Linked DNA regions of Homo sapiens: regions 2 and 3 are each linked to region 1. The links are chromatin loops, found by intact Hi-C in ENCODE. Cell type or tissue: IMR-90. All regions are shown on one strand. Each heading gives the region's core, and the rest is flanking DNA. Links, peaks and the distances in the headings are about the cores only.

Region 1 (11,085 bases), core at 4,026-9,025:
GAAAGACATGATAATGAGAAACTATTCCAGCAGGAGGAGCCGGTTTAGATACAAATGGATTCCATGGCAACTCCTGACTCCACATGACTTCTAATAACTGGCATTTCAGTTGAAAATTGTCTGTCTGTTATTCTGCTCAATGCTGGTGCTTTATATGGGGTTTTCCCTAGTTTACATCTCAGAAATGGAACGTTAATCTCCAGTTTCATGAATAAGCACCGGCAGCAGCAGCAGCAGCAATGTGTCATCACCTGTAACCACAATGTGGCCAGTGATTTGTCAAGTGTTTCTGGCTCCAATTTTCAGACTAGCTGACAGAGGTGAACACTGAATAGGAAATATTCAGAGCTGGTATCACATAATGTAGAAAATCTGGAAGGTGTGTTCCACTGCAAATTGACAGAAAGAGTCAAATGTTTTTATTCAACTCAAGACAATGCATGCATCAGGCCCCTGACAGCAGGTTGTGAATGTTGGGCTTTGTTGAGTCAGAGACCACTGCACTGGAAGAGGAAAACTAAACAAGGATAAAAATATCTGGTGTACCCCCGTCTTACTTAAAACTCTCTGTTTTGTCCCAAAGCTGAGTGATCTGCTGATCTCCCAATGAGTACTGGCACCACTGTCATGATGATAAATAAGATGATAAGTGTCATGATGATAAACAAGAAATGTGTATAGGACAGGTTTGTAAAACCTCATGTCTAAGTATTTTATAGATTTTTAGTCTAACACAGAAAAAAATTGGGTCACAAATGAGTCAAGTGCTCACTCTTGGAATCACTATAAGTCAAGGATGGATTTGGGTACAAAAGTGATGATGAGCTGAGTTTACTTTTGAGAGCTCCTTCCATAGCTTCTGGATCTTATTGAGGAGGTTGTGTCTCATCCATGCAGGTAAGGACTGAAATTCAGCCCTGGCTCAGTCCTGTGTCCCATCCAGAGGGGGGTCTTTTTCTAATTTGCACAAAGGCACTGTATAGTCTAGCAACAGCCCTCGCAATACTATCCTCCTTGCTGATTCAGGGCTCATGTGACACACTTCAAAGAATGTTTGTTATGATGTATTGGAAATAATCTTGCAGTAGTTTCAGTGCTTAATGGGTGACCAACAAATAACATTTCATTCCCAGGGAGTATAAGAATAGAGGTGACAGAGCAAATTTGTTTAGTGAGGGCATATCCCAGAGAAAGAAGAGAAGGAAAAGAAATGCTTCTGTGAGGAAGAAAAAGAGATGGACACATGGAGGTGGGAAGCACCAAGGAGAAAGTTTTACAAAAAGATTGACGTCAACCTGTTTAAAATGGTTCCAAAATCTATTGACCAAATTCAGGGGGAAATGCTTTAAAAAGAGCCAAGTATGCTTATTTTGAAAATTGCATTAGAGAATTAGCTTGTGCATTTTTAAAAAGCAACTTAAATATTACTATAGCTTTGACTAATTGGAAATTTGAGAAGTATAAACCCAGTAAGAACTCTTGCTGTTTAGCAATGTTATCAGCTATCAGTTCTTCAGTGGTCAGCAATGCTGTAGTTTATGTAGGACCTTCACATCTTTTTCGAATGAGCTGAAACCTGGCCAGTGAGACAGTGTATTTGAAGTGCCTGTGCAGTGACCAGAATGTGGTGGGTGCTCATTGGAGGAGAGTGCTCACCTCACTTCCCACTTGCTCTATGATTTCAGCATGGAAGGAGTTAATTGGAACTTCTGTGAGTTTGTAACTCTCTACATTCCCATGAGGATGGGGACAGATGATATTCCCCCAAGTTTCCAAAGGGAAGGCTGAAGAACAGAGAGCTGAGTAGCTTACCCAGAACCACGTAAGAATAATGTTCACTCAAGTAAGTATTTGCGGGCTTTCCCTCGAAAAGTGAAAAAGACCAAATAAAAAGAAGTTAAAGTTAGATGTATTGGAAATAAGGACAGTAACCCCAGGGGAAAACATCCCAATTGAAAGCTGGCCTGGATTTCTTCTTGAAACTTTTTTCTTCACATTTATTTATTTTTTTTTTTTTTTGAGAGGGAATCTCGCTCTGTCGCCCAGGCTGGAGTGCAGTGGTGCAATCTCGGCTTACTGCAAGCTCCGACTCCCGGGTTCACGCCATTCTCCTGCCTCAGCCTCCCGAGTAGCTGGGACTACAGGCGCCCACCACCACGCCTGGCTAATTTTTTGTATTTTTAGTAGAGACAGGGTTTTACCGTGTTAGCCAGGATGGTCTCGATCTCCTGACCTCATGATCCACCTGCCTCGGCCTCCCAAAGTGCTGGGATTACAGGTGTGAGCCATCGCGCCCTGTCCTTTATTTTTTCAATTTGGAAATAATTATGGATTTACAGGAAGTTGCAAAGAAATGTACAGGGAATTCTGGTGCACGCTTTACCTTGCCTGACCCAGTAACATCTTGCGTAACTACAGTATGTATAAATACCAAGAAAGTGACATTGGTACAATTAACAGAGCTCATTCAGGTTTCTCCAGTTACACTTGTACTCGTGAGTGTGCGTGTGTGTGTGCCTGCGTGTGTGTATCCGTGTGTGTGTGCTCATAGACCTATGCAGTCTGATCACATGTGTAGCTTAGCTTAGTGTACCATCACTACAATTAAGATACAGAATTGCACCATCACCACAAGACTCCCTTATATTACCCCTTTATAGCTACAGCTTTCTCTTTCCCTCCATCCCCATCTCTAAACCCTGGACACCACTACTCTCTTTTCCATTGATAATTTTGTTTCAGGAATGTTATGTAAATGGAATCATATATAATGTAACTTTTCGAGATTGGTGTTTTCACTCAGCACAACCTCTTGAGATCAGTTCATATTGTTTCACGTATCAGTAGTTCATTCCTTTTTATTTCTGAGTAGTATTCAACGGTATGTATGTTCTACAGTTTTTTTTTAACCGTTCACCCTGTTGAAGAGCATTTGGGTGGTTTCCAGTTTTTGTATATTATACATAAAGCTGCTATGAGCATTGCTGTACAAGTTTCTGTATGAACATAAGTCTGCATTTCTCTGGCACAGATGCCTGAAAGTACAACTGCTGGGTGGTATGGGAAGTCCATTTTTGGTTTTAAAAGAAAAAGTAAAAGTATATTTGTGACTGTACCACTTTACATGCTTACCACCATGTATGAGTGATCCGTTTTCTCCACATCCTCACTAGCATTTTATTTATTTATTTTTTTGAAATCGTGTCTCTCTCTGTCACCCAGGCATGCTGCAGCCTCGACTTTCCAATCTCAAGTGATCCTCCCACCTCAGCTTCCCAAGTAGCTGGGACTACAGGCATACACCACCACGCTTGACAAATTTTTGTATTTTTTGTAGAGAAGGGGGTGTCACAGGGTTACCCAGGCTGGACTCAAACTCCTGGGCTCAAGCAATCCAGCCGCCTTGGCCTCCCTAAGGGCTAGGATTACAGGTGTGAGTCACCGTGCCTGGCCAGCATTTGACGTGATTTTTTTTATGTTAGCCATTCAGATAGGTCTGATATCATTGTGGTGTTTGTTAGTTTACATCTTCCTAATGGCAAATAGTGTTAGATATCTTCTCATGTACTTATCTGCCATCTCTGTATCCCCTTTGGTAAAATGTCTGTTCTTGTTTTTGTTCATTTTCTAATTGAATTGCCTGTGTGTGGTTTTTTACAGTTGAGTTCTGAGATTATATATATTCTTTGTTTGATTTGTGATTTGCAAATATTTTCTCCCAGTCTGTAGTTTGTCTTTTCATCCCCTTTACAGAGTCTTTCACAAGCAAAAGTTTAAAATTTTGATGATGTCCAATTTTTCTATTTTTTTTTCCTTTTCGAAACTTATCTTTAAAAAGCAATAGGACAACATCATCCACAAGGGAATGACTCAGTGTCAAAACTACAGCTTTTTGAAGCTATTTCACCATTGCAATGGAGAGAGGAATGGCGACTCCAATTCAACAGATATTTATGAAAGATTTTTTCCAGTGAACAAAACAGCAAAGATCCCCACCCATGTGGCATGGAAATTCAAATGGGAGAGGTAGGCAACGAACATAATAAAGTTAATTACATAGCAGGTAAAAGGGTTGTAAATGCTCTGGGAAAAGAAAAAGAAGAGCAAGGAGTATAGGACGCCGATGGGGGATGTTTGCAGTATTGAATAAGGGTATTGGAAGGGCTTTACTGAGAAAGAGAAATTTGAGCCAACTTGAAGGAGGTGAAGGAGTTAGTCAAGTGGATATCAGGAAGGAGAGGACTGCTAAGACCATAATGTGGGGTGTGCCTGGAGGATTCATGGAGTAGCAAGAAGGTCAGTGTCCATGGCAGAGTACAGATGGGGAGGAGGAGAATGTAGGAGAAGAGAATGTAGGTGCAGATCACATAGGCCCTTGGAGGTCATCATAAGGATTTCACGAAGTGAAGTGAGGATACGCTGCAGAATTTTGAGCTGAGGGATGAAATGATCTGACTTGTTTTAACAGGGTCACTCTGGCTGCTGTGTTGACAGTAGTTTGAAGGAGGGCAGAACAGAAGCAAGGAGATGCGTAGGAGACTACTACAGGGATCCAGTGCAGGGGTAATGGTGGCTTCAACCAAGTGATAGCAGAGTAGGTGGTGAGAAGTGGCTAGATTCTGGATGTATTTGAAAGTAAATCTAACAGAGTTTTCGGTGAAATGAGTGTGTGGTGAGAGAAAGCAGGAGAAGGAAGACTTCAAGATTAAAGTTAAAACATAGGCCCAGGCGCAGTGGTTTACACCTGTAATCCCAGGACTTTGAGAAGCTGAGGTAGGAGGATCACTTGAGCCCAGGGGTTTGAGACCAACCTAGGCAACATAGCAAGACGTTATCTCTACAAAAAATAATTTTGTAAAAATTAGCCGGGCATAGTGGTGTGTGCCTATAGTCGCACCTACTCAGGAGGCTGAGGCAAGAGGATACCCTTGAGCCCAAGAGTTCAAGGCTGCAGTGAGCCATGATTGCACTACTGCACTATAGGCTGAGTGACAGAGGGATACCATGTCTCAAAACAAAACAAAACAAAAGTTAAAACAGAATAAAAGTGGCCCACAGTATAGGTTGTGAATAGAAAGTTAATGAGAGAGAGGGTCAACAAAAAGGCAGTTCAGCCTTTGTGGGAGTTAATTTAACAGTATTTTTTTTAAATTCAAAATGCATATCTATGCTTTGGTCCAACAATATTTTTATTTTAAGGAATTTATCCTTCAGAGATATTGCACATGTACACAGGTATATGTAAAAGGACTTAACTACAGACCTATTTGTAATAGTGAGAAACAGAAACAACCTAGACATCCACCAGTAGGGAAGGGAATGGTTTATATATTATGGTACATTCAAACTATAAACCCCATGCCACGTTAAACTGCATAACATAGGTCTAGTTAAAGCTCTCCAAGTTATATTGTTAAATGAAAAAAGCAAGCAGCAGAGTACTACATGAATTGGGCAAAGAAAATTCTCTCTATATCCACACTTACGTATCTACATATATGTAAATACTTAGGGATAAGCCTGGGATGATACATAGGAAAATCTTCAAAGGAGCAAGGAATGCATGGAAAAACACATTGTACCCTCTTTATACGTTTAAACAGGCACTCAATATTGTTTTAATTAAACACATTTAAATGAGTATACTATATCAAAAGTTTTTAAAAGTAGGGTAGAATAACTATTTCTTGCCAGGTGCGGTGGCTCACACCTGTAATCCCAGCACTTTGGGAGGCTGAAGCGGGCGGATCACCTGAGGTCGGGATTTCCTGACCAGCATGGAGAAACTCCATCTTTACTAAAAATATAAAACTAGCCGGGTATGGTGGTATATGCCTGTAATCCCAGCTACTCGGGAGGCTGAGGCAGGAGAATCTCTTGAACCCGGGAGGCGGAGGTTGCAGTAAGCCAAGATCGCGTCGCTGCACTCCAGCCTGGGCAACAAGAGCAAAACTCTGTCTCAAAAAAAAAAAAAAAAAAGAATTATTTCTCGTTAATAAAGTCTTTTTTTTTTCACTCTGTCACCCAGGTTGAACAGTGGTATGTAATCATAGTTCACTGCAGCATCAAACTCCTGGGCTCAAGTGAACCTTCTACCTTAGCCTCACTAAGCAGCTGGAACTGCAGATGTGAGCCACCAAGCCTGGCCACTGTAAATTAAAGTCTTCACTACTTTCCTTAGAGTCCCCAGGGGATCCTGACCCTCACTCTGGGAAACAACCCCCCTTTCACGATTAGGGAGTAAGTGTTGGTTAGCCAGGGTGAAGGGCAGAAATGAGAGAGTCCAAGGTCATTCTATTTACAAAGGCTCTGGAAGAACCACTGGGGCTTTCCTGTGAGTGATACACCCCAAAGAATTAGTTATTCCTACCCCCTAATCCTGGATCACTTTGTCACTTTCTGCCTTATGTTGAAGTAGCATAAAGTGGCAGACAGAGACAGTACCTGGACTCTAAGGAGCTGGGCTCCAGTCTGCCGCTCCCCTGGTGTCTCTGAGCCTCTGTTTTCTTATCTATGACATCGGGGACAACAGCAAAAGTCAGATGAGAGATGTTGCTGGAAGTGCTTTGCAGGTGGAAGGCTCCCAGCTGTCAGCACTCTCAAGGCAGGGATGTGTCTTTCCCACTCTAAACCAGGGTGTGCTATGTTGTAGGAACTCTGAAATGGATCCTGAATAAATGCATCTGGTGCAATTTCATGAGGTATTCTTGCAGATGAATCAGACTAAGTATCTTGTGAGATTATTACATGGTTTTTTTTTTCATTTAAAATTTTTGTGAGAGTGTTGTTTCTGGATCCATTTAGATTTCTTGTTTTCTTTCTTCAAATTTCATTTTCATCTCCATTCCAAGTGACATTTACTTGCAAGGGCACCCAAGGACAGAATGACAGCAGTACAAGTTTGCCACCTATAGGTGGACATTTTCATTACAAGTGTTTTTCTCTGACCCAGACAGTGGTCTAAAAACACAAACAAAACCCAAAAACTAACAAAAAACCAGTCATGCACAAAACACCCCTGTGACTTTCACTTCAACCTTACTCTTCACATGTTTGCTTTCATTATTCCCGTAAGTGTTGGTATGAATTAGGGTCACCAGCAATGATTTTTGTAACTACAAACTGGTATAACTTTTGCTCTATAAAGATTTGTCTTAAATGTTTTATTATATTTCCTGTCTGATCAAGGTAGATTGGATTTGACATAAATGTTCTATCTCTTCAGAAAATGAACAAAAAACAGATCTAGATCACTCTGCCTCACTGCATGTAATACAAGTAAAAGCATGGGCCTGTGCAGGTATAAAATGTGACACAGACTCTTGAGTAGTGCTGGCCAGTGGACGAAGGAACACAGGACTTGTTTTATATCTGAGCTCCATCCGATCATGTCCTGACACCTGAGCATCCATTTGCTCATCTATAAATTAAGTGCTGGGACTGAATTTTCTATGCAGTTCCTTCTAGCTCTAATAAGCTAAACTCGATGGGCTGAAGTAATTATAATAACAATGATTTCTAGCATTTATTAAGGTCTTACTAGCTGTCAGGCCTGGGCTAAGAATTATCTCATTTGATCTGCGTGGTAAACCTATTAAATAAGTGACACTATTACAAGTAAGAAAACTGAGACTGAGGGAAATTTAGTAACTTGCCCCAAATTATAAGAAAATATGTGCTATGGTCAGAAGTTGACCAGTGACTACCTACTGCGCCCATCATGACTTTAGGCGCTATAATATATATCCAGTGAGTGCCGTTCCCTTTCATATAGTCCCTTTGGAAGCCCACCCAGATATTCTAATAATATTGCCATTACTATGTTTGGATCACTGTTTTGGACACAAAGTAGCCCACACTGGTGGGCTATTTTTTTTTTCTAAGAGACAATGTCTTGCTCTGTTGCCCAGGCATGGCATAATCTTGGCTCACCCCAGCCTCAGCCTACTGGGCCCAAGTGATCCTCCTGCCTCAGTCTCTTGAAAAGCTGGGACTACAGGCACATACCACCATGCCCAGCTAATTTTTAAAATTTTTTGTGGAGACAGGATCTTGCTATGCTGCCCAGGCTGGTCTCTAACTCTTGGTCTCAAGCAATCCTCCCACTTTGCCCTCTCAAAATTCTGGGATTACAAGTGTGAACCACCATGCCTGGCCAAGGCGAGCTAATTTGAATAAAACAAAAAAGCTGGCCTTACTGATGTTTGGCCATCTCCAAAATAAGCAAATGATTAAGCCAACTGGTATTTTTCAATTTATCTACGTCCAATGTATGCTGAGCACGTAATTCTTCATACAGATGGAGACAAAGGCACAGGGTCTGTAAGACAGGATATGCTGTGGGGTGAAGATGTGGGGACTACCAAAGGTCATAAAAGGGAGCCATCACCCAGGGCATAGTGTGCCTCAAAGGAGGAGTGGAGCGTGGGCAGGTCAAGGCTTGGGGTATGGGAAAGTGGAAGAGCTGGGAGAGTGCAAGTAGGTTTAACCAGAGAAGAGAGTTGGTTGCTGGAATCAGTGAGAAAGAATGCTGAAGTCTGGGGCCCAGTGGAGGAGGGCCTTTTGTGCCAGGCTACGCATTATGAAATGCCTTGAAATCCCTTGGTAATGAGGAAATGATCAGTGCAGGGGTCTTGGATGGCCCTGCCTGAGTCTTCATCTCATCTCTGCCCAGCAAGTCCCCTGGGTGATGTTCTTTACCCTCAAGGTATTAGCCATCACCCTACTCCATGGTTGCAAATATTTCTTTTTGGCTTTGAGCCCTCCGGATACTCCAGACCTGTGTTCATATCGCATGCTAGACACATCCACTAAATGATTGTTTTCCTTAGGGCCCTCAGATTCAGCATGGGTGGGCACATACAACTAATATGTCCCTCCTGGTTTTCCTATTTCAGTTCATGGTCTCAACTTGATCAAAGTCAACAGAATCAACCCCTGAATGACATCTTCAGATCTCCCATCTTGCTCCTTTCCTAGACCCCACCAATCCCCAAGTCCAGTCATCGGTGCAGCTTCCCTGGTTGGAGCACACAGATTTTGGAGTCATACAACGAATTTGAATTTGAATTCTGACTCTATGTGGCCATATTATTAGTTGTGAGGCCTTTGCTAAGACATGTAATCTGACTGAGCCTCATTTCATCATCTGTAAAATGGGTAAGATGCCGATCTACAATTTAACCATAGGAATTATATGAGATACCGATATAAAAGAACTCCTTCCCCTTCAGATTCATTCTCTACCCTTTCTATCCTGCTCTATGCCACAGACACTGAACCCATGCAGGGACTCCAGAGGGAAGCGGGGTTCCCTTCAGCTTCTGGTTGGGTTTAACCAGTGGGTAACCATTGAGAGATGGGGGAGAGAAAAGCTGGAATGTTCATTGCATCATCCTCTTCCTGCCATGGCTTTTACATGATCATATTTTTCTAGGCCTTGACTTTGGTGGGCATTCCCTCTTCTATAACTATGGCTCTCACCAGTTGAGGGAGTCCATCTTTCTCCTCTTAGCCTTTCAGACCTGGGTCAAGATCTTACTTTTGCTAGTCCCTCAGTATTTGGCATCCTTTGGTAATATCTGAATCCTGATCCACTTCTGTATACAGTTCTTTTATTAAACTATTTTCAGTTAAATTTTGTGCATATGCCCATCTGTTCCTGCTGGAATCTGGCTATGACAAGGTGCAAAGGGCCTTTTGGAGAAAATGATTTGGCAGCAACCTGCAGGATGCAGGATGGATGACAAGGATGATTTCCACCTAGTGAAAGAGTACCGATGAAGGACTGGGCTATGAGGGGCAGCAAAGTGAGGGTGGAAATGAAGGGCAGGTGTAGATGTACTTTCTTTGCTGTACAGAGTGCCTGCTCTTGCCACAGGCTACCTTGTCTAGGTGACATGTCTGTTTATTGTCTGCTTTCAAAGCCCAATACTACTTTTAAGTAATCAAGAAACCAAAAAATAAATTTGAGGAATTGAACACCTGATGGGCTCTCATAGCTCCAACAAAGCTCTAATCTTGTTTAGCCAGCTCCAGCCCTGTCCCAAGCCTGGTTGTAGCTGATCTTGTGTTTAATCAGGACTATAGAAGTCTCTGTTTCTCTCCCACCAAAAGCAAATATTTACCTTTCGTATTCCCATAACACTTCACAGAAACCCTGATTTAGAACTGACCATGTTGACTTTGAGGGCAAGGACAAACCGTCTGGGTTTGGCTTTGGTCCCCTAGTCCCCAGCATGCAGAGCCAGTTTATTTTACCCCAGCTCTGTGGAAGCTCAGTTGAGTGTCTAGGTTGAAGAGTGGCTGGAGTAGGCATGGATGAGAATAAAGGGCAATGAATTGCAAGCTGTGGCAAAACCCATGTCCATGGTACAGGAGGAACCTGGTGGACCTGTGTGCTTGCCCTTGTCAGAATGTTACAGCTCACAGGGCAGGAGGGGAGATGCCTTTCTCACCCCAGCTGCCTGTATGCTTCTTAGCCCTTAGCATAATTTTGACTCTGCAGAGGTGCACAATAAATGTTACATTAGTAAGTAAAAGACATCATCCAGTTTATGCTCTTGAATTGGCCAAAAGATTGTTTCCAGAAGAGAGACATTGGAATGTTTTATTCTGGAAAAACAGTTATACAATTTTTGTTGTGTTATGTTTCGTTTTATTTTGTTTGAGACAAGGTCTCACTCTGTTGCTCAGGCTGGAGTACAGTGGTGTAATCACAGCTCACTGCAGGCTTAAATTCTGGGCTCAAGCGATCCTCCCACCTCAGCCCCCCAAATTGCTAGGACTACAGGTGTGTGCCACTATGCCTGGCTAACTTTTTCACTTTTTGTAGAGATGGAAGTGTCCCTATATTTCCTGGGCTGGTCTTGAACTCTTGGCCTTGGGTGATCCTCCCACCTCAGCCTCCCAAAGTGCTGGGATTACAGGCATGAGCCACCATGCCAGGCCAGCTATACAGTTTTGAGTTTTATCTTCTTATCTCGTTTAGGGATTGTTAAGAATAATTAATAATATACACCTTTATTTGGGCAGGATCCATGATGGGTTCATCAATGTGTTCCCTTAGGGCTTAGAGTATAGTAT
Region 2 (11,085 bases), core at 2,425-7,424, 480 kb before region 1:
TCCAAGAAGAACATGTCCTGGCTAGCCTGCTAGGCCAAGGAGGATGAGAGAAGCATAGAAAACACAAATTCCCAGGCCTGCTGCTTGAAGCAGAAGTGTTCCAGTCAAACTTCAGCTCTGTGAGAATACATGAAGATTGTTCTGAGACACTGAATTTTGGTGTGGTTTGCCATCTGGAATTATTGTGGCTGTAGATAACTAATATAATAGTCAAAAGAGTTTGGGACACATATAACTCCCTCTTCTCAGAGTCATAACCCACATTAATATATTAAAGGCTCTGAGAAGGACTGCATTATTTCATTACTTCCCAAACTCATTTCATTTTTTACCTTTATATTATAATAATATTATATAAAATATACACTTTAGATTAAAAAAAAAAAAACAAAGAAGAGCAGTTTGCCTAAGTCCTAAACTTGCTATTAAGAAACGTGGATGAACTCTTAGAACAACTGACAATGATTTTCAAGCCTTACCAATCAATCAGATTCATAAAGTTTACTTACTAGTAAATCCCCATTTACCTTCTCATGGCTGCTGAATTTCACATCAGTGACTTGTCTGGTATGGCTCTAAATTTCTAAATGAGTAAGAATTATTTTCCACTTCTGGTGCTAGCCAAATTTCAGAATGATTTTATAATCAGTATAAAGAACATTCATTTTTTAAGTAAATGACCAATGAATTATATTGATCAATTTTAATTAAATTCTTTTTTTCAAATAACATGACTAATATTTGCTATTAAAATTACTTAGCAGCTATGTTGGTGTTAAAAATGAGAATGAATAACCTAAAATACTGGCTGATCTCTTTTTCTCTTAATTTTTGAGAAATGGGGAGCACTTTCAGGAGAATTCTTTTTCAAGCTTAGTCACAATGCCAAGGCTTGGGACTGCTTTCAAGCACAAAAGAAAACACATGGGTTTCAGGAAACATATAGAAAACACCTCCTTTTTCATTTAATTTGGTAACTATGATGCATTGTTGATATCTGTTTATATTCCCTAAGGGGCCTTGGCCTGTGCTTTCATTTCAAACACAGGTGCTCATGTTCAACACCATTGGCAGTGATGTTTGTACAAGAATTTATTTCTTTCCAACTTCTTGAAGAATGGTCATAGCTTATCATATAAGCTGTCTCAGTAAGCATAAAACATTATGACCTGGAATGTCTTAAAACAAAGTGAAAAATCAGTTGACCTTTTATACTTTTCTTCCTTCTTCTAAGTGGACTTCTTTCTTCTCACTATATTTGCCCCTAGCTGGCTGGTCTATGGTAAGGTGCTATCTATTAACTAAAGCGTTAGTAAAATTCTTTCATTTTAAAAATCTTTCATTTTATAAGTGGTACTTTTAAAAGACATTTATTTCCAATAATAAAATGCTTGGAGAATTATTCCAGATACTAGGGGTACAAAGATGAACAAGATATCATCCCTGCCAATGAGGACCTTCAAATCTTGTGGTGAAAATAAACACATGAATAGTTACAGTGCAAATGAAATGAAAGTATGATATGCATTCTTAAGATAGAAGTAAGACATGTTAATTGAGTATTCTTAAAGTAAGTCATTTTTATGAGTTTGCTCATGTTGGCTAGCAGAATTGTGATGTGTTAGTGAGTTGAGGTATACAGCCTAGTTTTTATTCTTTGAAAAAACATGAAGGGTGCTTTACCTTGGGTTCTAAGAGAGACAATCACCACGATTCACTGTGAACTACTGCCTTTAATATTTGGAATGAGAACTACATACTCTACTAAACAGTTTTCCTAAGCCTAGTTATAGATAATAAACTATGTATAATATAAATAGAGAAAGTGGATGTTAATATCCAACTCCATCCTTAGGAATTATGAGAAACTTTGAGGAAACAAATTTAAATGAACTGTCTTTGGCTTAATCCACTCTGTATTTCTCCTGCTGCATCAGGTTCCGTAACCCTCTGCTATGTCTCCAGTGCTTCTTGGGCTAAGGTAGAAATACCAGGGCTGGTTTTCAGTCTCAATTAATTTGCACAAGTTTCGCTTTGGCTTCAGAGTTTATAGGGATAATTACCTCCCCAAATGCTCTGGGAAATGCATGCTCTTATTACAAGGGTTACCATATATCTCAGTTTATCTGGGACAATCCCAATTAATGCCTACTGTTCTGGTGGGACTATTAGTTATATCTTATGCCAGTGTAATGGATTAACGGGGCAGCCACCTATTAGTCCTGCTCACCCTGTGGGAAAGGGATGGGAGTGTTATAGTCTGCTCCCTTTGTCTTTGAGATAACAGCTGAAAACAGAGCAGAAATGTGGGTGCCATGAAATTTCCTGTGTGCACATTAATATCTTTCTTGGGGGGCAGTAGCTCAGAATTCTAAGGTTTTACCATTTCATGTCCCCATCAAATTAGCCTCATATCCTTTACCTCCCATGCATTCATTCTTTGAGAGTGAAATGTTTAAATGCCTGCATTTAATATTTACATTTGTTTTTTGAATTATTTTTGAATTATAATGATTTATAAATAATTTATAAATGACCTTCATTTTACTGGAATAGATATTCAGAGAATGATTTAATTTACTCAGTTTTAGTGTAGCACCACCATAAATCCAAAGGGAAATTGAAGAGAACTCACTGGTTTACTGTTTCTCAATCTTGGTGAATTTCATCTCTTTATTTCAAAGATACATTGTGTCCTTGTGTATTGAGTAAAAATAGCTCCACTATCTAATAACAAAGGCATACTGTATTTGACAAATTCCAGATTATAAAACATGTTTATAGTGGAATTGATAAAATTCATAGTAGCAGTACAGTAGGGAAGACAGATCTATGTAATGGGTCTAGGTATGGATTGGAATCAAGTCTAAAGGCCCCTTGTGTAAGTTGTGTGCTTTGAGGGAAGTCATTTAATGTTTTTGAGCCTCAACTTCATTATGGATAAAATGAGGAAGTAAAACTTGCCCTACCCACCTCATAAGGCAACAAATGTGATTAATGTAAAAATAATTTATCCAATGCAAAGCACTATGTGATCATAAGTGGTAGCAGAGAGCTCTGTCCTTCAGGCTATTTAGAGGTATTATACTCACAGAAGAAAAGATATCCACTTGAAAAGTGAGATTTCGTAGTCTATCTCTCTTTCCATTGGCAGTTCCATTCCCCCTATACAGACTAAAGCTCAAACAAGTTCAAGCCAACAAGAATTTGTCAGGAACTGATCAGGATACAGCAATGGGTTTGAGGTGGGCAGAAACTGCTAGTCAATGGGGCATTTCAAAGATGCTAGTGTTTGCAAATTCTGTACCACTGGTTCCTACTCTTGCCAGTGCCTGAACTTGATTTGGTTATAAAGATAAATAAGACATGGTTCTGCTCTAGGGAGCCCACAATTCAATGAGGGAGACAGACATACACAAGTTAATTTCAATATAATGTAATAAAGAGTATAATTTTTTTTTTCATCTTCAGCTGACAAGTTTATTTAATCCCTGAACCTGGATCCAAGGCATCTCCCTGTAGAAAACATCAGACCGGGGCAGAGATTGACAAAGCAACCCAAAGCAGCAGCTGCCAACGGCCGCTGTGCCCACCTCATCAGCAGCTAAAGAGTATAATTTTAAAAAAAGTCACAGAAGAATGTGGAGACACTTAGCAAAACGGACTCTCATAAGGTAAGTTTAAAGAAAGATTTCAGGTGCCAACGATATTGTGTATGTCTGAAAGCCTTCTGTAATGATCATTATGGCACAGTTCTCAGGTGTAACAAAGGGTCAGAGATTACACCTCCTTGCTCCTAGCATAAAAATAACAACCACAGATTTTGTTGTAGAACACACCAGTGCCTAATACCTCATTCGGTCAATTACTTGCTACATTTCTGAGCTTCAGCTTCTTCATCTGTGGTGCAGGGGTAATCATATCTACCTCAGTCTACTGGAATGTCAGCTCTACAAGGGCAGGGACTTTGGCCTCTTTTGTTTATTACTGTGTCTCCATCACTTAGAACATGGTAAGCACTATGGATGTTACCTTATATAGGAAGTACTTACCTGGCCCATGGTAAGTACTCAATAAATATTAATAGTTGTGGAATTTGTTTTGTAAATGAAGGTAGCTATTCATCTCCCAATCACCATTTTTTTTCCTAATTTTAATGAAGATCCACAGTAGAGTCAAGGAGATATTGGACCAGGTCCACTGGTTTACTCTTTGCTTCTCAATCCTGACCAATTTCACCTTTTTGTCTTTCAAGTATGTATTTCAAAGGTACATAGTGTCCTCGTGTATTTAGTAAAAATGGCTCCATTACACAAGACACAGGCAAAAGGCAATGGACAGACCATGCTCATGATGCTTCCCCGTGTATATCCATGTGGTCTGCCATGCTGCAATGTCCTTCCCCGTTGAGAAATTTGCAAGGATCTGAAGACTCAGGTCTGTATATAGAAAGGGTATCATCAAATATGCTTACTTTTTCTGTTTTTCAATGTTTGGAGTCTCTGTTTTTATAAGTGTACAGTTATTCTGAAAACAACCTTTTCCCAAATTGTCAGAGAAAAAACTGTGACTATGCTAGAGTAGTTCATCCATCAAGCTACATCCTTTAAGTACTTTCTCATCTAAAGGATTGACAGATTGCACATTTCACTGGAAAGCTGTCACACAAATATTTCCCTGGAGAGTTGGTAGCTCCAGAGCTTGAGAGTCGGATCTCAGAACGGCAAATACCTCATTGAGAACTAGCTCTAACACCAAATGCAGTTCTCCCGACTGGCCACTTGGTGGCAGTGCCAACTAAGTGCCAGCTCAAGCCATTAGATTGCACACAGGCATGTGATTCCTAACTTCTATTTATTCATTCAAATTTTAGGACCTACAAGTGGTTTTTGGTCAATCACATGGGCTAAGGCAAACTTTGCTTACTGACAAAGAGACTACATGACAATTTTAAAATACATTTCTTACCCTAATTTATGACATTATGTTAGGCCCCCAGTTAGGATACACCTGAAAAGGTGAATAATGGCAATTTCCTCAGTGTCTTTTAATAATCTCTATCTTGACATTATACATAGGTCAAACATAATCCAGGTCCTATCCCAGAACTGGTTATTACCCTGAACTTCTCCACCTCATAAATCTTAAACTCTGTTCTCTGACCACAAACATCTATCTCTCCCTCTTTGCTGTTACAGCAAAGGTGTGCTTTCTCAGAGATCACAGTCTCTTGAGCCCTTCTCTTTTTTCCTGTTTTCCATGTTCCATAGTCCATCCTGCAACCCTTCTGTGTTAGGGTTCTCCTGAGAAACAGAATGAATAGAATGTAGATGGTAGATACATAGATTAGATTAGAGCTAGATAGATATAGAGATAGATAAAGACTTATCATAGAAATTGGCTCATATAATGATTGTGGAGACTGAAAAGCCCCACGGTCTGGCATCTGCAAGCTGGGAACCAGGAGAACTGGTGGTGTAACTCCTGGTCTAATTCCTTAAGTCCGGAGAACCAGGAGCTCCAATGTCCAGGGGCAGGAGAAGACAGATGCCCCAGCTCAAACGGGGACAGTGAATTCACCATTAGTCCACCTATTTGTTCTGTGCAAGCCCTCAATGAATGGGATAATGTCCACCTGCATTGGTGAGGGCATGGGCTCACTGCTGCACCTCTTTTGCTGTGAAGTGAGTTTCTGGATCAGAAACAATGCTGTGTGGAAAACCATGATGGTGGATAAGGCATTCTGTGAATCCACAGATGACAGTTTTGGCAGAGAAGCATTGCAGGTGAGAAAAGCAAGTTTGTATCCAAAGTAAGTTTCTATTTTAGTATGGACAAAACACTGCCCCTTCCATGATGGAACTGGTTCAGTGAAATCAACTTGCCTCCAGGTAGCTGGATGATAACCATGGGGAATGGTGTCATATTGGTGTTCAGTGTTGGTTTCTGCTGCTGGCAGATTGGGCACTCAACTGTGGCCATATCCAAGTTGACTTTGGTGAGTAGAAGTCCATGTTGCCGAGCTCATGCATAACCACCATCTCTGCCATCATGGCTACTTTGTTAATGAGCCCATTGGCCAATGACAGAAGTGGCAGGAAAGAAAGAGACTGACTGGTATCCACAGGACAGGTCATTCTATCTACTTGATTATTAAAATTCTCCTTTGCAGAGGTTACTCTTTGGCAGGCTTTCACATGGGACACAAATACCTTCATTTTTTTGTTTGTTTGTTTTTGTTTTACTCATTCAGAGATGTTTCCTCTCTGTGTGTTGGCTCATTCTTTCCCAGGCTCCTTTGACAACCCTTTAAGTGTTGCTGGAATTCTTCCTTAGACTTATTTTCTCTCTATACAACCCCATGTGACCTCTTTTATGGCTTCAATTATCAATTATATACTGAAGAATATACTCCTGAAACAATATCTCTAGGCAGCTTGTCTAAACCTGAACTCCCCATTCCTTCATGTTTTCTACCAAGTCTTTTATTTTATTTTTTTAGATGAAGTCTTGCTCTATTGCCCAGGCTAGAGTGCAGTGGCATGATCTCAGCTCACTGCAACCTTTGCCTCCTGGGTTCAAGTGATTCTCGTGCCTCAGCCTCCCAAGTAGCTGGGATTACAGGAGTGCACCACCACACCCTGCTAACTTTTGTATTTTTTTGTAGAGATGGGGTTTTGTCATGTTGGCCAGGCTGGTCTCGAACTCCTGGCCTCAACTGATCCGCCCACCTCGGCCTCCCAAAGTGCTGAGATTACAGTTATTTACCAAGTCTTCTCATCCTTTATTCTTCATCTCATTAATGGTTCTGTTAACCACCTCGTTATCAAATTGGAAACCTAGAAGTCATGCTTTACTCCCTCTCTCTCACTTCACACATCTATGTAGGCACCAAATTCAGTTAAATGTAGTACCTTTACATCTACTGAGATAGTTCACTTCTCCATCTCCATAGCCACTGTCTTAACTCAGGCTGTCTTCATTTTCCCCCATAAATTACTGAATAAGTTGCTCATTCCTTGTCCCAACAAACCAATTCTCCAAACTCCTGCAAGAGGGAATTTCAAACAGGAAGATCTGATTTGCTTAAATTCATTTTTGGTTTTTCATATTGTTCAGCATAAACTCCTAAGCATAAAGTTTTGGAAATGCATTCTGAAAAAGTGAAACAAATGACAACTTTCTGAAGCTATTGGAAACTTAGATAAAATGTTTAACATTACAGAGAAAGTATTTGTTTTGTGGTAATGACATGAATTTAAATTTTGGTGGAGCAAGGCTTTGTGGTAAATATAACATTTGTATTAATATAAAAATCTATGGAGAAGAAATAAATTTGAAGCTGTTTGTCATGTACGGATAAACCATAATTGTATTCAAACAAACTATGATATCATATCTGTTAAAATAGAGTCTGTAGTTGTTGCAGTTTAAAGAGTTTAACATATCTTACATGGTTAATGTCATAAAATATTTGCTATGAAGTTGATGTTGAATAATAAAACAAGCTTTGACATGGCAAATTGCACTTTATCTCTTTTCTTCCCATCATCAATTGAATTTACAAGTGTTTTAGCCTTTGAAGAACTACTTTGCAAATCAATGTTAATGTTCTACAACAGCGTTCAACTTTTTGTAAATGAGCTTTTTAACCTTTTAGTATATTAAAAAGTCAACTGTACATCTATCAATCATTAAACCATTCTGTGAATGTAATGCCAAAAAGTCAGCTTTGGCAGCATTTACTGAGTTGAAATTATTAAAAAGAAAGCCTGCACCCAGATCCCAGATGTTGCTTTCTAAATATCATTCTCCAATAAAAGCAACCAGGGGTCCTTAGAGAAATGGTTGATGTCAGCAACTCTCAGTTTCGGCTAGGATTGGAACAGGGAAAATATAAGATGAGCTTGAAGCATTTGTAGCCCCAGGAAGCAAGGAAGAACCCCTAAAACAAAGGATAAAGGCATGCCGAAGGGACTAAAGAGCCAACCTGAAAGAGCTCCCAGTGGCCACATTGGAATAATTTGAAAAACAAAATAATAATAATGTTGGATTATTACTGAAAGCATAGTATGATTATACATGAATCTGCACTGAATACATATATACAGTTCCCCTGGAATGGAAGTATAATTCCCTCCTCCTTGAGTATGGGCTGGGCTTCATGATTTTCTTCCAAAAATAGAGCATGAAAAGGAAGAAAAATAATAACTTTATTGTAGAGAAACCTGGCAAACACTACCTTCAGCAAGTGATCATGGTTAACATCACTAGTGCTATGGTATGTTGACACCATGTGATGAGGAAGGCATTTCACCTTTGTGGTATTCTCCCAATCCCATAACTCCAGTGCACCATAAGAAAAACATCAAACAAAAATCAAAGAACATTTTATAACATATCTGACCAGTACTCTTCAAAACTATCAAGGTCATCAAAAATAAAGACAGACTAAGATGAGACTAAGGAGATATGATGACTAAATGTAATGAGGTATCCTGGATGAGATCCTGGAACAGAAAAAGGACGTTAGGGAAAAACTAATGAAATCAGAATAAAGGGTGGAATTTAGTTAATAGCAATGTACCAGTGTCGATTTCTTAGTTATGACAAGTGTACCATGGTTAAAGCATGATGTTAACAAAAGGAGAAACAGGGTGAAGGATATACAGGAATTCTTTGTACTACTTTTACAGTTTTTATGTAACTCTAAAATTATTCTAAAAGAAAAAGTTGATTTAAAAAAGAAAGCCTATAATATTGAAAATGTTAAATGCATTAATCCAGAATTTTGGGAGGCCAAGGTGGAAGGATCACTTGAGCCCAGGAGTTGGAGACCAGCCTGAGCAACATAGGGAGATGCCATCTCTACAAAAAAATTTTAAAAATTACCCAGGCGTGGTGGTGCACACCTGTGGTCCCAGCTATTCAGGCAGCTGAGGTGGGAGGATCACTTGAGCCTGGGAGGTCAAGGCTGCAGCAAGCCGAGATCACATCACTGCATTCCAGGCTGGGTGACAGAGCGAGACCCTGTCTCAAAAACAAAAACCAAAAAACCTTATTTCTACAAAACCAAGGAGAAACTGAAGAAATTATGGGGAACTCAAACAGTGTGTACAGGAATAAATTTTGAGTATCTTGACTTGTAGAAAGAATATTTTGATGGAGCTCCAATTTTTAATTTGATAATTTATATTGACGTCTGGAATTGAAAGATATTGAGAACTCTTAGATTTTGCAGGATTTATATTTGGCAAAAAATTCAAAAGTATATAAATTCAGGCTATGTTTTTTTAGAAGTTCTTTTTTTCCTACAAAATAATTTGTCAAAGAAGTTGTACTCTGAAGGAAAGCAAAAAGCAGTGCTTGTGACAATATTGGGGTAAAATATTTATACATTTCAATTAGAAGAAATTAGATTTGAGACTATTCTTCATAACTGGCTCCGAGTTTGCCAGGAACCTCAGTGCCTATGGAGAGAACATACTATCAAATAAAAAAATAGAGAAGTATCAATTTCGGATGTTAACAATTTCAAATGTATTAACCACCAAAATAACACTTTGCAGACTACAATTTGATGAACAAATTAAAAATAATAAGATGCTTATTGAAAAAACTGCACTCTTCAAGAAAATACTAGTAACATATTAGAGACAGATGCAGCTAAGCAACTGAATATGCATCACAGTCATTGTTTTGTTTATTTCATTTTTAAAGCATTCAGGTAGTCAATATAACAAAATAATTTTAAAAATTGTTTAAGGTGCATGAATGTATGTTATTTTCAATTTTTAGAAGTAATTTTATTTTTTAAAAGTTTTTAATAGAACTGCCAATGTAATACAATAGGACCAATATAGTAAAAACACAATTTGTTGCTCGATAAATATTTTAATTATGTAATTTTCATGATTGTGTTAGCATATTCTCTTTCACTCTCAAACACACTTTCACGTGGATAAATTCACTTAACATAAAGATATCCTTGAGCAGCCTGCAGACAGGCAACAGTTTCTTATTCATTGTTGTACCTTCAGCATCTAGCATGGGGATATTTAATACATGTTTATTGAAGGGATGAATAAATCAATGTACGTTTTGCCCTGCAGAGTGTTCGATGGTGCTGCTACTAATGAAAGGTAAGCAGTAGCAAAGCTTGACATGAATGCTTTTCCTTTTAGCAGCATGTGGACCTTTAACACCTGGGTGAACCCTAAACAGGTGGTGCATGGTGGAAACCCAGGTGCAGAGCGGAGTGCCTCATTCGTCTCTCACAGCTGCTCCCTCCTTTTGGGGTTCCTATAGCCTCAACTTTTTTTCTTTTGAAGCTTTTAAAATCTACCAAAAAATTGAAAGAAGAATATAGGTAACACCCATGTTTCTTTCACTTCAGAAAATTAATAATTTTATACTGTCAAACATGCACTTAAATTTTCCTAATTGTCCCCCAGATATTATTTTTAGCTGCTTTAAACCTGTATCCAATGAAGTTTCAGGCATTGCATTTGTCTGTGTCTCTTTTATCTCTTTTAATCTAGAACAGTCCCTGCCTTCTTTTGTTCATTTTTCACATCCCTGGCTTTTTCAACAAGTCTTGCGGACTGGCCTTTTGTCTACTCTTTAGTTTTTAAAATGTTATAAAGTGAATTAAGAACATGTGGTCAAGTTCCCTTTTACTAGACAAGGATGATTTAGAGAGATGGGCTTTTAGGCAAAAATGCCAGTCAGAGAATGAGGAGAGATTTCATTTAACATACAAGACTTAGGGGCTCCTTTCCATATAGTCAAGGAAAAAAATCCAGCTATTTCACTGAAGAAGTAATCATTTAGAATTCATTGATAATTACTCCTCAAAAATATTAGGTAAAATTTTCATCGAGCAATTTCTGAAGCACAATAACTACATTTGAAAAGAAATATTTTACATATTTAAGGCATTATTTTAATTTAGGTTTTTCCACATACATTATATGTGAGTACATTTAAAGTTAAATGACCTGCTACCACATGTTAATTATTATTTGTGCTAATAAACAACAAAATAGGGTGATAAAGAGGTATTTTAAATTGTATTCCATTTTT
Region 3 (11,085 bases), core at 2,580-7,579, 180 kb after region 1:
AAATGTGCCTCATAACATGTTTGCATTGAAATTATAACTTAATATAATAATTTCTCCAGTTCTCCTAAACTAATAGTCAGAATTGATACTCATGATATCAAAGATATTAATAGAGGCAACATTCTTAATCTAGCACGACTCTAATGTTGATTAGTGCAACTGTACAGTCTTGCAATGATTTGGGGAATTTAAAGACTTAAAAATTCATTACCTAAAGAACACAGCACATATTCATTTTATAAACCAATTTCACACTTGATTTCCACAGATAGCCAAATTTAATTTCACATTCAACAATAATTTAAGAGTTTGTTTCCTTAACAGGAAAATTTATTTTAATAGGGAACTATTCCAATAGATTAGAATATGAGCAAGTTAGTTCAACAATGGCTATACTTCACCATATGGGTGAAAAATGTCAGGATATATGTTTTATTATTTAAATACCATTTACATCACTAAATGGAATTATGCTTATAGCTAGCTGACATTCCTGAAAATCACACATTTAATAAGTACTTTATAAATATTTGATAAATTTATGGGCCCTAATTTATTTTTAATTTCTCAGGGCTTGATCAAATAGTTTTAGTGATGCTATTTTACAGTCCCTAAGAAAAAGAGTTACTTGAAGAAAAAAGCAGTATTTTACTGACTTTGTGTCTTCTGTATAATATTGCCAACTTGTGTTTATTTTACCAATTACAAAAAGCTATTAAGGACATAAGTTTACTGAGATATAGTTTTCCTTGACATGCATTCATGCGTTTTAAGATATCACTTCATATTTAACTTTAGCATTTAAGTCTGTTCTTCAAAACTACGTTAATCTTTCTTTCACCTTACATACTACATACATTTTTTATACAGAGTTCATCCCATCTCTGTAGAATGTTATGCAAACACCTTGTCCTTGGATTTAAGGCCTCTACATTTGAAATATAGTCTTCCTTGACATGCATTTCATGACGTGCATGAAAGAACCATGCCTTTTACTGTAAGTCAGAAAAATTATGGCTACCATTTTGGAAAATGTTTTTAATAGAGGCCTGAGAAGAGGGCAAATGCTATATATTAATATAGGGAAATGTATTCACCTTTAACTTACTACATTTTATATAAAAGAAATCTAAGCTATAATGAAAAGTCTAGGTTTAGAGTTAAATAGATCTGAGTTTGAATACTAGTTTCAAAAATTATAATGTAGTGACCTTGGGTCAGTTACATATCACTCTCTGGATAATATCTCCATAGCAGCAGTATTGAGAGAATAAGATAATGTACGTGAAGCACTGAGCAGAGTCTCTGGTATACAGCAGGTCCTCAGTTCACTGCCACTATCATTTTATATTAAGAGACTTTGTTCTGTACATTAGACACTGTTAACCCAACACGTAGTTATTTAAGCCACACAATTACAGTAGCCAGTAAGACTGAAATTGAGCTATCATAATATTTCCTTTGGATTCAAATTTTATTTCTCAGTTTTCAAAAATGTTCTTGTAATTTTGCTAATAGAAAATGAGGCCTTTCATGCTTTTCTCTCTAACCGTTATCTTCTAAAACTTATCCATTCTTTGAATGACTGTCCCAATTCTGGCAGTGAATACTCTCCAACACAGATCTTCTGCACTAGACAAGCTGTTACTCTAACTCACTTCACCTAAAAGTCCCAATTTTCTCATAAAATAAAGATACTCTCACTGGATCAAATTTTACCACATTCATGAACCAAGACTTTCCTGATAGCCTGGGAGAAACCTATTTTCTCCTTCTGCTGAATCCTTCTACAGAACTGTCTTTCCAACATTATTGCACTGTGTTTTCATGTCTTTTTCTCCCCTTTTGGAATATACACTTCTTAATAGAGAAAATGAAATAGTAAGTGTGTTTTTCATTCTCTAAAAAGACTTATCAATAATATGAATGGAATGTTAAATGAAATTTGTATAAGCTCTTTAAGAAGTACCTAATATAGGACTTTGTACAAAATAAGTAGTATTTGATTACAAATATTTCAAAGTATTCATTTACTTAATATTTATATCCTACCTACTTTCAAGTATTGTTTGAGTCAACTTTAAAGGTATGAAAGAATACTGAACTAGCAAAGTGTTGAATACCAAAGCAATAATTTAAAATGTCACAAAAACAGTCAAACCTGATTTTAATGTTCTATACATATACTCTAAATTTTAAGAATGTTTATTTTCTTTACCAGTTAAGATGTTACCTAGGCTTCCAGGGTCTGCTATGTAAATCTTAACACAAAAGTCACACACACACACACACACACACACACACACACACAAAACAAATGATCATAATCTAGCTCAATCACATTGTGTATAACAAAGTTAATCAACTGACCTAATAGAGCTAAAAGAGTTTTATAAATTTCATTAAACCTTTAGTAAAAATTTCATTTAAAACTTTGCAAAAGTGCCATACAAATATTAATTATTATTGCTATTTCTGTTTCCATATTTTCTATAGTCTTTGTTAGATTTCTGGTCTCTAGGAAAGCCTCATAGTTTAAAAGTATGGTCTTTTAACAATAGATTTTTATCAGTTATCATTCTATAATCCTCTGAATTAATCAACAATAATGCCATTCACCCTGTTTTGTCTTATAACTTATATGGCATAGGCTGTAATCCTAAACACTACAAAACAGCAACCAACTCAATCTTCATCTTTCTTGGTCATTCTTAAGGCTGATGATTCTATTCCAAACTTTTACTCATTAGATCTTACCTCTGCATTTAGGTTATCTGCAAGGCTTTCCAGAAACTGACTCTCAATTGGGTTTCGTTGAGTGAGCAAAGTGAGGTAATGGCTGAGTTTATCATGCGTTGTTATAATTATTCCTTCCCCAAATTTGTCAAATTGTGGTCGTCCAGCTCGACCAAATATCTGCATGACATCTAAAATTCCAAGGTCAACAAAGGAGCCTCTTTTTGCAGCATATATTTGTGTTCCCTAGATGAGGAAAAGTTAACAAAAATTTACATAAACACACACAAATATAATCCTGATGAACTGAATACTGAAATTAGGCAAATATGGCAAGATCTCAAAAGTGTACTTTAACTAATCCTTTCATCATCTGTGATAGAGTAAAATTTTCACAATATAAACTAGATTCTTATTGGAGAAAATAATTCTGACCTTTTATAAATAACATTCAAAGTCAAGGAAACAGCCAAATCACAATATTTTTCTATGTAAGTCAACCCAGAGCCTTGCTTTAAGACACACACAAAATCCATTTATCAAGGAAGGTAAGCTCTTACCTTAATAATAACAGCATGGGCGGGAAGATTGACACCCCAGGCTAACGTAGCTGTACACACTAGGACTTTGATATGCCCATTAGAAAACAAGTTTTCAACTAAATTTCTGTCCTGCCGAAGCATTCCTGCATGATGAATACTAAAACCATCTGGGAATAATTCTCGTACTTGCTTATTTCTCGACCTTTGTACCTAGATACCAAGAAAGCGTAAGAGTATTATTTAGCATTTAAAAGCAATTGTTTTTAGCATTTCTGTTGTATGAGTTCATCAAAGAAATCAGAAAATTATTTTTAAGCATCTTAAGGTATTACTAGGTCTTAGTATATAATGCTTTATATAAAATCATAAAAAATAATGTTACCTATCTTAAAAAATAGGTAATACCAAAATATATCACAAAATTCAAAAGGAAAGAGGTGAAAAGCAAGTGTCTCTTTCATCCAGATGTCCCTTTTTGCAATCAATCAGTATTACCTGTTTCTTAGCCTTCAAAATATACACTATTCAAAATAAAACTAAATCTCAGTGGCTTCTCAACTCCTTAAGAGTAAAGGCCAGAGTCATTACAATGCAAGACTATGGAAATCAATCTCATCCCCTTACCTCATCCACACTAGCCACAATGGCTGGCTTTTCTGAGTATATTTTCCAACAAGTCCATATCTGCTTCAGAGCCTTTACACTTTTACTTCAGACCCACTGCCTTTGAGGACTTCTCCCTTCTTATTGAGATCCCCATGATGCTTCCCCTATGATATTCCTCATTGCGATAAGTCAATAAACCCAGCTTTGTTCACCTACAGCTGTGTTCTTGGTGATCTTTGATAGCAAAGCATTGACCATCTGTTTTAGCTCCTCAACTATAGATGTGCATTGAGTATAGAGGAGTCCTTCCTTATCTGTAGTTTTGCTTTCTGTGGTTTCCATTACCTGAGGTCAACTGTGGTCCAAAAATATTAAGTAGAATATTCCAGAAATAAACAAATCATGTTTTAAGTTACATGCTCTTCTGAGTAGCATGATGAAATCTCACACTGTCCTATTCCATCCAGCCCAGAAAATGAATCGTCCCTTTGTCCAGCATATATAAGCTGTAGACATTTCTCACCCATTAGTCACTTAGTAGTAGGCTTGGTTATCAGATTGACTGTTTAAGTATCACAGTGTTTGCAAGTCACCCTTATTTTACTTAATAATGGCCCTGAAGCACAACATTAGTGATGCTGGCAACTTGAATTTGCCAGAGAGAAGCCATAAAGTGTTTCCTTTATGTGAAAAGGTGAAAGTTTTCAACTTAAGGGAATAAAAACGAAATTGTATGCTGAGGTTGCTAAAATCGATGGTAAGAGCAACAAATCTTCTAGTTGTGAAATTACAAAGAAGAAAACAGAAATTTGTGTTAGTTTTGCTGTTGCACCTCAAATTGCAAGTTACAGCTACAGTGTGATACATAGTTAAGATGAAAAAGGCTTTAAATTTGTGGGTGGAAGACACGAAAACAAAAACGCACTTAATTGACACCAATCAAGTTAGTTCACTAGTATCTGTGGTTTCATATCTTGGAAATATACCCCATGGATAAGGGGGGACTACTGTAATAATGTTACTTCTGGTTCTGTTCTTTGGCCTAATCTGAGCCCAGAGGTGAGATTTAGTATACTTATATGTCACCTGTGTAAGTGCTGTAGCAGAAGGTCTTAAAAGACTCACTGAAGATTCACTATACAATAGGCAGAATTTTTAAGAAAAATTAAAGACCTTAGATTAACATTTAAAGAAATGTTTATATAGTTAAAGCTTCTGTTTGGCCATCACATCATGTGTTTATTTGCTATTGGTCTCAAAATCTCATTATCAATTCATGAGCTTCTTTTTGAACAGTTTTTTCCCTACACTTTTTACTTAAGGGCTGGATAATGGCAGGGAGTAAGATTTCAGGGGACTGGGGTTCCATTCTAGACTTTGCCATACTGATTATCTCTCAGGTCACTTAAAATTTTAAACTTCTAAGTTAATAATATTTAACTAATAAAATTATCTAAGAAAATAGTATTCCATGAAATCTGCTTCAATTATAAAACCAAAAGTAATGCATTAACAAACCACACCATCTAGTGGCCAACCAAGTAAATAACAACTTACACATTTTGAGCCTCTTAAGGGTCCAAAACAAAATACATATATAAACATAACAAAAGAGGAGAGCTTCTTAAAGTTTCAAGGGGGGTGTATTCTTACTTTATTCTTATGCAGTGCAGTCAGCCTGTTAGAAATTATTTTATACATATACTTTAGGACTAATTACACTTGGATCTCATTGCCTCAGCTTTCATCTTTTCAGACAAGCAATATTGTTACTGTAATCTTAAAGCAGCTCTTATGAATATGGAAAAAAGTCCAATTGTGGTGTATTTGCTAAGAGCTCCTTCAGAGGCTAAAGGTAGGGAGAGGAGAAACATTTCACTTACTTCATTTCTTTTCTAATATTCAAGAGTGGATATTCAAAGCCAACAGAGGAAACTAAAACTATTGGTTGAAGGTGATATTCAAATCATATTGCTGGATTGCTGTTTGGTTTTAGGTTAAGTCTGCTTTCTGTGGGCTCCCTGCATTGAAATGTTCTGCTGTCCTTCTTACAAATAGATTCCTTAGTCAAACCCCATTTGAGGGAAGACATGGCTAGGACTGCTGTGGCACCAATGACACAGTAAGAAGTTAAACAAGGGAAGTATGTATCTGTGATAGAGATGTTTCTTATAAAGTAGCAGGTGGATCTTGGAGTACTGACATAGTACCTCCCACTTGATCACATGGGTTTCACATTCAACCAGCATCAGTGGCCAGTTTCACATTCAACCAGCGTCAGTGGCCACCAACTTGGTATATCTCTCTGGTCTCTGTGAGGAACTAGGAGGAGGTAGGAGTCACTTCTATTTCTATTCTTGCATACTCTGTGCATTTTTTTTATTGGTTCATTACAGACTTGAAGTGACAACAATCAAAGTAAGTCTGGGTTTTTTATTCTTAACTATCTTTGAATCTGAATTTTCCATCTGTGGTCTGCCTTAGCTCACAACAAAAATGAACTGGAATCTGGCCGGGCACAGTGGGTCATGCCTGTAATCCTAGCACTTTGGAAGGGTGAGGCAGGCAGATCACGAGGTCAGGAGATGAAGACCATCCTGGCTAACATGGTGAAACTCCGTCTCTACTAACAAAAACAAACAAACAAACAAAAAAAAAATAGCCGGGCATGGTGGCATGTGCCTGTAGTCCCAGTTACTCGGGAGGCTGAGGCAAGAGAATCACTTGAACCCAGGAGGTGGAGGCTGCAGTGAGCCGAGATCACATCACTGAACTCCAGCCTGGGCGACAGAGTGAGACTCTGTCTCAAAAAACAAAAAAAAAAGAAGAAAAAAAAATGAACTGGAATCCCTGGAGATGAGGCCCAGGGATGTTCCTCATGTGATTTTAAAAATCATCATAAAGCAAAACTATTTTTCCACTTTTAGTGTACACATCTAAGAATTTTAAGACATATTTGTGTTAGATTTGTGTAGCTACCATCATAATCAAGAGGAGTTTCTCCACCTTAAAAAAACCCCCTCATGCTATTTCTTTATAGTTAAACTCTTCGCAACTACTACCACTGTACTAATCTGTACTCCAACCCTATAGTTTTGTCTCTCCAAGACCACTATATAAATTGAGTCAGAAAGCTTATAAACTTTTGAAATTAGTTTCTGTCACCCAGATTAATGGCTTTGAGATTCATCTAAGTTGTTGCATATATCAATATCTCATTCCTTTTTATTGCTGAGTAGTATTCCACGGTACTACAGATGGGCACATTACAGTCTGTTAATCGGACCTCTCACTGAAGGACATGGGGGTTGTTTCCAGTTTTCACAATTATAAACAGAACATTTATAAACATTCATGTACACTTTTTTGTATATATTAATATGATTTCATTCCTCCAAAGTAAATACCAGGCATGAATCTTACGGGTCACATGGTTAATGTATGTTTACTTTTATAAAAATGCCAAAGCATTTCTGGAGAATTTTAACATTTTGCATTTGCATCAGCATTGTATAACAGTTCCAGTTGCTTCCCATACTTGCCAGCTTCCCATACATTATATAATTATTATTTTTTATTTTAGCAATTGTAACAGGTGTGTGGTAGTATCTTACCATGGTTTTAACATAAGTTTCCTTAACAGTTAATGATGTTAAACATCTTCCATGTTCTTGGATGTGCATATCTAATCAGCTCCTCAAGTGATTCTACTGCACACAAAAGTATAAGGAGCGAGTTTTTTACAGAAGGATATTTGCAATGATGTTTTTATCCACCTGTGTTATAATACAGCTGTACAATTTGACCTCATGAGACTATTTAGTGCTAAGCAACCTCGTATTTGTTATTGTACTAAATTATTTACATTCCTAAGAAGAGTACCTCCTAACAAATTTATGAAACATGATAGTCACTAACAGACAAAAAAAAAGCACTGTAAAGAATCAAAGAGAAGATCAATAAGAAACATGTATTTATCATATATTAGATCCTAGGAATTCAAAGAAATTTAAGACAAAATCTGAGCTTTGGATAATTTGCAGACTGGTAAGGAAGACAGACTCATATACAAGTGATTTCTATTAAATATAATGTGTTTATGATAGAGGTACAGGGACCAAGATGAAACTTTGTTATTTATGACATGATATTGTCATTTATGACAAAATTATGTCTTATTTACATTTGTATCGCTAACATTTGGCAGGGTGCCTTCTTCATACTGATACTACACATTCCCTGAATGAATGAATCAGTGATCTGATAGTTTGATCAAAGAAGTCTTTACAGAAAATGTGAAACGTGAGTCTTGAAGGACAAGGGATAAACTGCTAAATGGGGAAAGGTAGGCAGCAGGATATATAAGTACCTAAGCTGGGAATTATTAAAGAGCACACACAGTGTGTTTGGAGGGCATTCTGTTCAGAGGGTGTGGGGCAAAAATTAAGAAAATTAAGCTAGAAAAAAGGATTGGGGTCAGGCTTTACATTGTCTTGAACATAGGTGGAAAAGGAGCCAATTCAAGTTTTTAAGCAGTATCAGATTTGTTCTTTAGAGAGGTAACTTCACAGTTGTGCTAAGACCAGAGCAGGTATCGGCCACTACAGCAATCTGCAGAAGATGGAGGCAGGGGAAACAGAAATAACCAAACAAAGTCAAGGTTAAAGTTGGCTAGAAAGTAACCAAGACTGGATGACTGTCTAGAAAGGGGGATGAACATGACATAAAAGAAAAGGAGTTAGAATTGTTTCAAGCTAATCCTTATCTTGGTGCACTGAATATACGATAAGGTAAACAGAATGAGGAGAGTCAATGATTGCCTTTAACTTAGGTACTAAGAAGGTCAGGAGTAAATTATGTTTTGCGCATGAGTTTGAAGTGATCCATGGATAAAGACTTGGGCTTTTCTTCTAAATAAATGGAAAGCCACTGAAGATTTCTGAGAAGGAGAGAAATAAGGGAGACCAGTTAGGTAATCATTGGTAGAACCAATGATTTAAAGATTGTGAAATTGAGAAAAAAAATTAACACTCTTACCTTAAAAGAAAAAAATCAAACAAAAATAGACAGTGGCCATTACTGACTAGAGAAGGAGCTGGCAAAATATGTGCCAACTACCTGTTTTTGTACATAAAACTTATTGGAAAACAGCCATATCAATTTGTTACAGATTGTCTAAGGCTGCTTGAGCTACAACAGGAGGGCTGAATGAATAGTTGTGGGAGAGATCATATGTCTACAAGCTTAAAATGTTTACTACCTGGTCTTTAAGTAAAATAATCTGTATAGCTGTACACAAGTACAACAGCACAAGCACAAGACCCAATATCAGCAAAACGAAAATATCACAATTTGAAAGAATATGAAAGAAATATACTACAGTTTAAAAGAATCAGAAAAGAGCACTTTGTAAAATTCAGTGCATTTCACTTAAACTGTTTGGAATGGATGATTTTCTAGGAAAATATTGTTACTAATATTTAACCTAGAAGTGACAGAAAACTCTAAAATGATAAAAATAATGAAAGAAAATTTAAGAGTTAAATTTAACAGCTGGGCTTTCAAATTTTTAAAGATGAATTAATTCTAATGCTATTAAGAGACTCTAGAGGACAGAAACAGAACACTTAAACTGATTCTACAAGCGAATATAATGGCACTGATATTAAAACCTGACAAAGCAGAAAAGTGAATACAATAACAATATCTCTCTTACAAATATTACTCTAAATAGTAAAGAACTTTAGAAAACAGAATTCATCAATGCATTAAAACAAAATGCCACAACTAAGTACTCTTCAACCCCAGAATGCAAGGGCATTGTACTTAATATGTTAACATATTTAATAATTCAAAAAAGAAAGAACATTATGATCATGTGCAGACATTGAATTTTGACAAAAGGCTACATTCAGTCCTGATGATTAGAGATGACAATATACATCTGAAACTATGCTTAATAGTAAACATACAGAGTATACTAATTAAAATTAGGGAGTAGGCAAGGTTGTTTGGTATCAGTCTATTGATGTTCTAGACAATACTAGACATGAGAAAAAACGAATATAAATACTGAAAAGGTATAATTATAAATTAATTATTTGTTGTAGATAAAGTGTTTATTTAGAAAACTGAGTACTGACTAAAATATACTAAATAAAATAAAAGAATTTGGAAAGATGATAGTCTCAAAAATTTAATATTTTTATAAAAGTATTTCTTTTATGAAAACATTTTTCTTTTCCTTAATATTATGTAAAATATTTTTTATATTACATATTTTCTAAAAATGTAAAGAAATATATTTTTCTTTTCTTTCATTTTAATATAAAGTATTAATCTTTACTATAAAAATATATTTTATAAAAGTTTTATAAAAAGACATATATACACTATATATATATACACAGACAATAACTCATAAAATAAGTGGAAAAAATCACTTTTATAACAGCAAAAACAGAAATAATAAGAGATAGCCAGGATCCATATAAAGTTTTATAATATTGCTGAAGAACATTCAAGAAATAATAGATTTAATTTTGAGACAGGAAAACTTGATTTGGCAAAAATACCATTTCTCATTAACTTAATGTGTAAAATCAATGCACTAACTTAACTAAAATATGAACATGATTTCCTGGAGGGAATACTAAAATTCATCCTGAAAAGTAAGACTGAAAATTTATCCAGGAGAAATTCTACAACTGAAGAATAATCAGGATGTTTAATCCAATCAGTTATTGAGAATTCTATGAAAACAAAATAAGTAAAACAGTTTGATAAAAAAGAAGAAACAATAAGATCAATGACACAGAAGAGAAATTTCAGAAATGACTCAAGTAAATAAGAGAATATTGTATATTAAATTTTTTAATCAACAGAAAAAACAGTATTTAGAAAAAGATGATGTGCCCACCACTATCTGAAATAAGTTTCAGAAACATCAAGTATTTAATAATAAAAATAAAATATAAGGCTTGAAGAAATCACAGATGAAGTAGGTGTATGGCTTTTATATGCAACACATAAAACCCAGAAACCATAAATAAATTTACGGAATTTCTACATGGTAAAAAAAATCATAAACAAAAATAAACATCAAGGATTAAACAGAAAAAGTTTATGTAACCTATATGTACTAAACATGCAGTTTAGTACACAACGGGCCAAGATTATGAACAATTTAAAGAATAGGAAA

The links. Peaks named below come from ENCODE experiments on the same cell type or tissue, not always from the same donor. Only the 100,000 strongest peaks of a DNase experiment are listed, where the experiment ranks them.
Region 2: a loop joins it to region 1, with 9 times the contacts of the local background. A loop is called at or near these places in 34 of 110 quality-filtered maps.
Region 3: it touches region 1 in a loop (3-fold over the local background); 21 of 110 quality-filtered maps call a loop at or near these places.

The regions. Positions count from the first base shown.
Region 1 is chr6:100,472,730-100,483,814 of GRCh38, forward strand. No RefSeq gene overlaps it. Among named protein-coding and RNA genes, the nearest start is that of SIM1, 13 kb to the left of the region's middle. RefSeq lists a silencer at 10,004-10,298. In IMR-90, for the core only: a CTCF peak has its summit at 6,908; no DNase peak of the experiment used is centred there; H3K27me3 peaks cover 502 bases.
Region 2 is chr6:99,997,323-100,008,407 of GRCh38, forward strand. It overlaps MCHR2-AS1 (MCHR2 antisense RNA 1), which reads left to right. Exons shown (of 3, transcript NR_038384.1): 2 at 3,472-3,674. Among named protein-coding and RNA genes, the nearest start is that of MCHR2, 8.6 kb to the left of the region's middle. In IMR-90, for the core only: a CTCF peak has its summit at 4,785 (motif pointing right); a DNase peak (open chromatin) is centred at 4,789; H3K27me3 peaks cover 1,733 bases.
Region 3 is chr6:100,659,049-100,670,133 of GRCh38, forward strand. ASCC3 (activating signal cointegrator 1 complex subunit 3) reads right to left here. Exons shown (of 42, transcript NM_006828.4): 15 at 3,297-3,488; 16 at 2,758-2,982. Among named protein-coding and RNA genes, the nearest start is that of SIM1, 200 kb to the left of the region's middle. In IMR-90, for the core only: a CTCF peak has its summit at 5,432 (motif pointing left); a DNase peak (open chromatin) is centred at 4,373.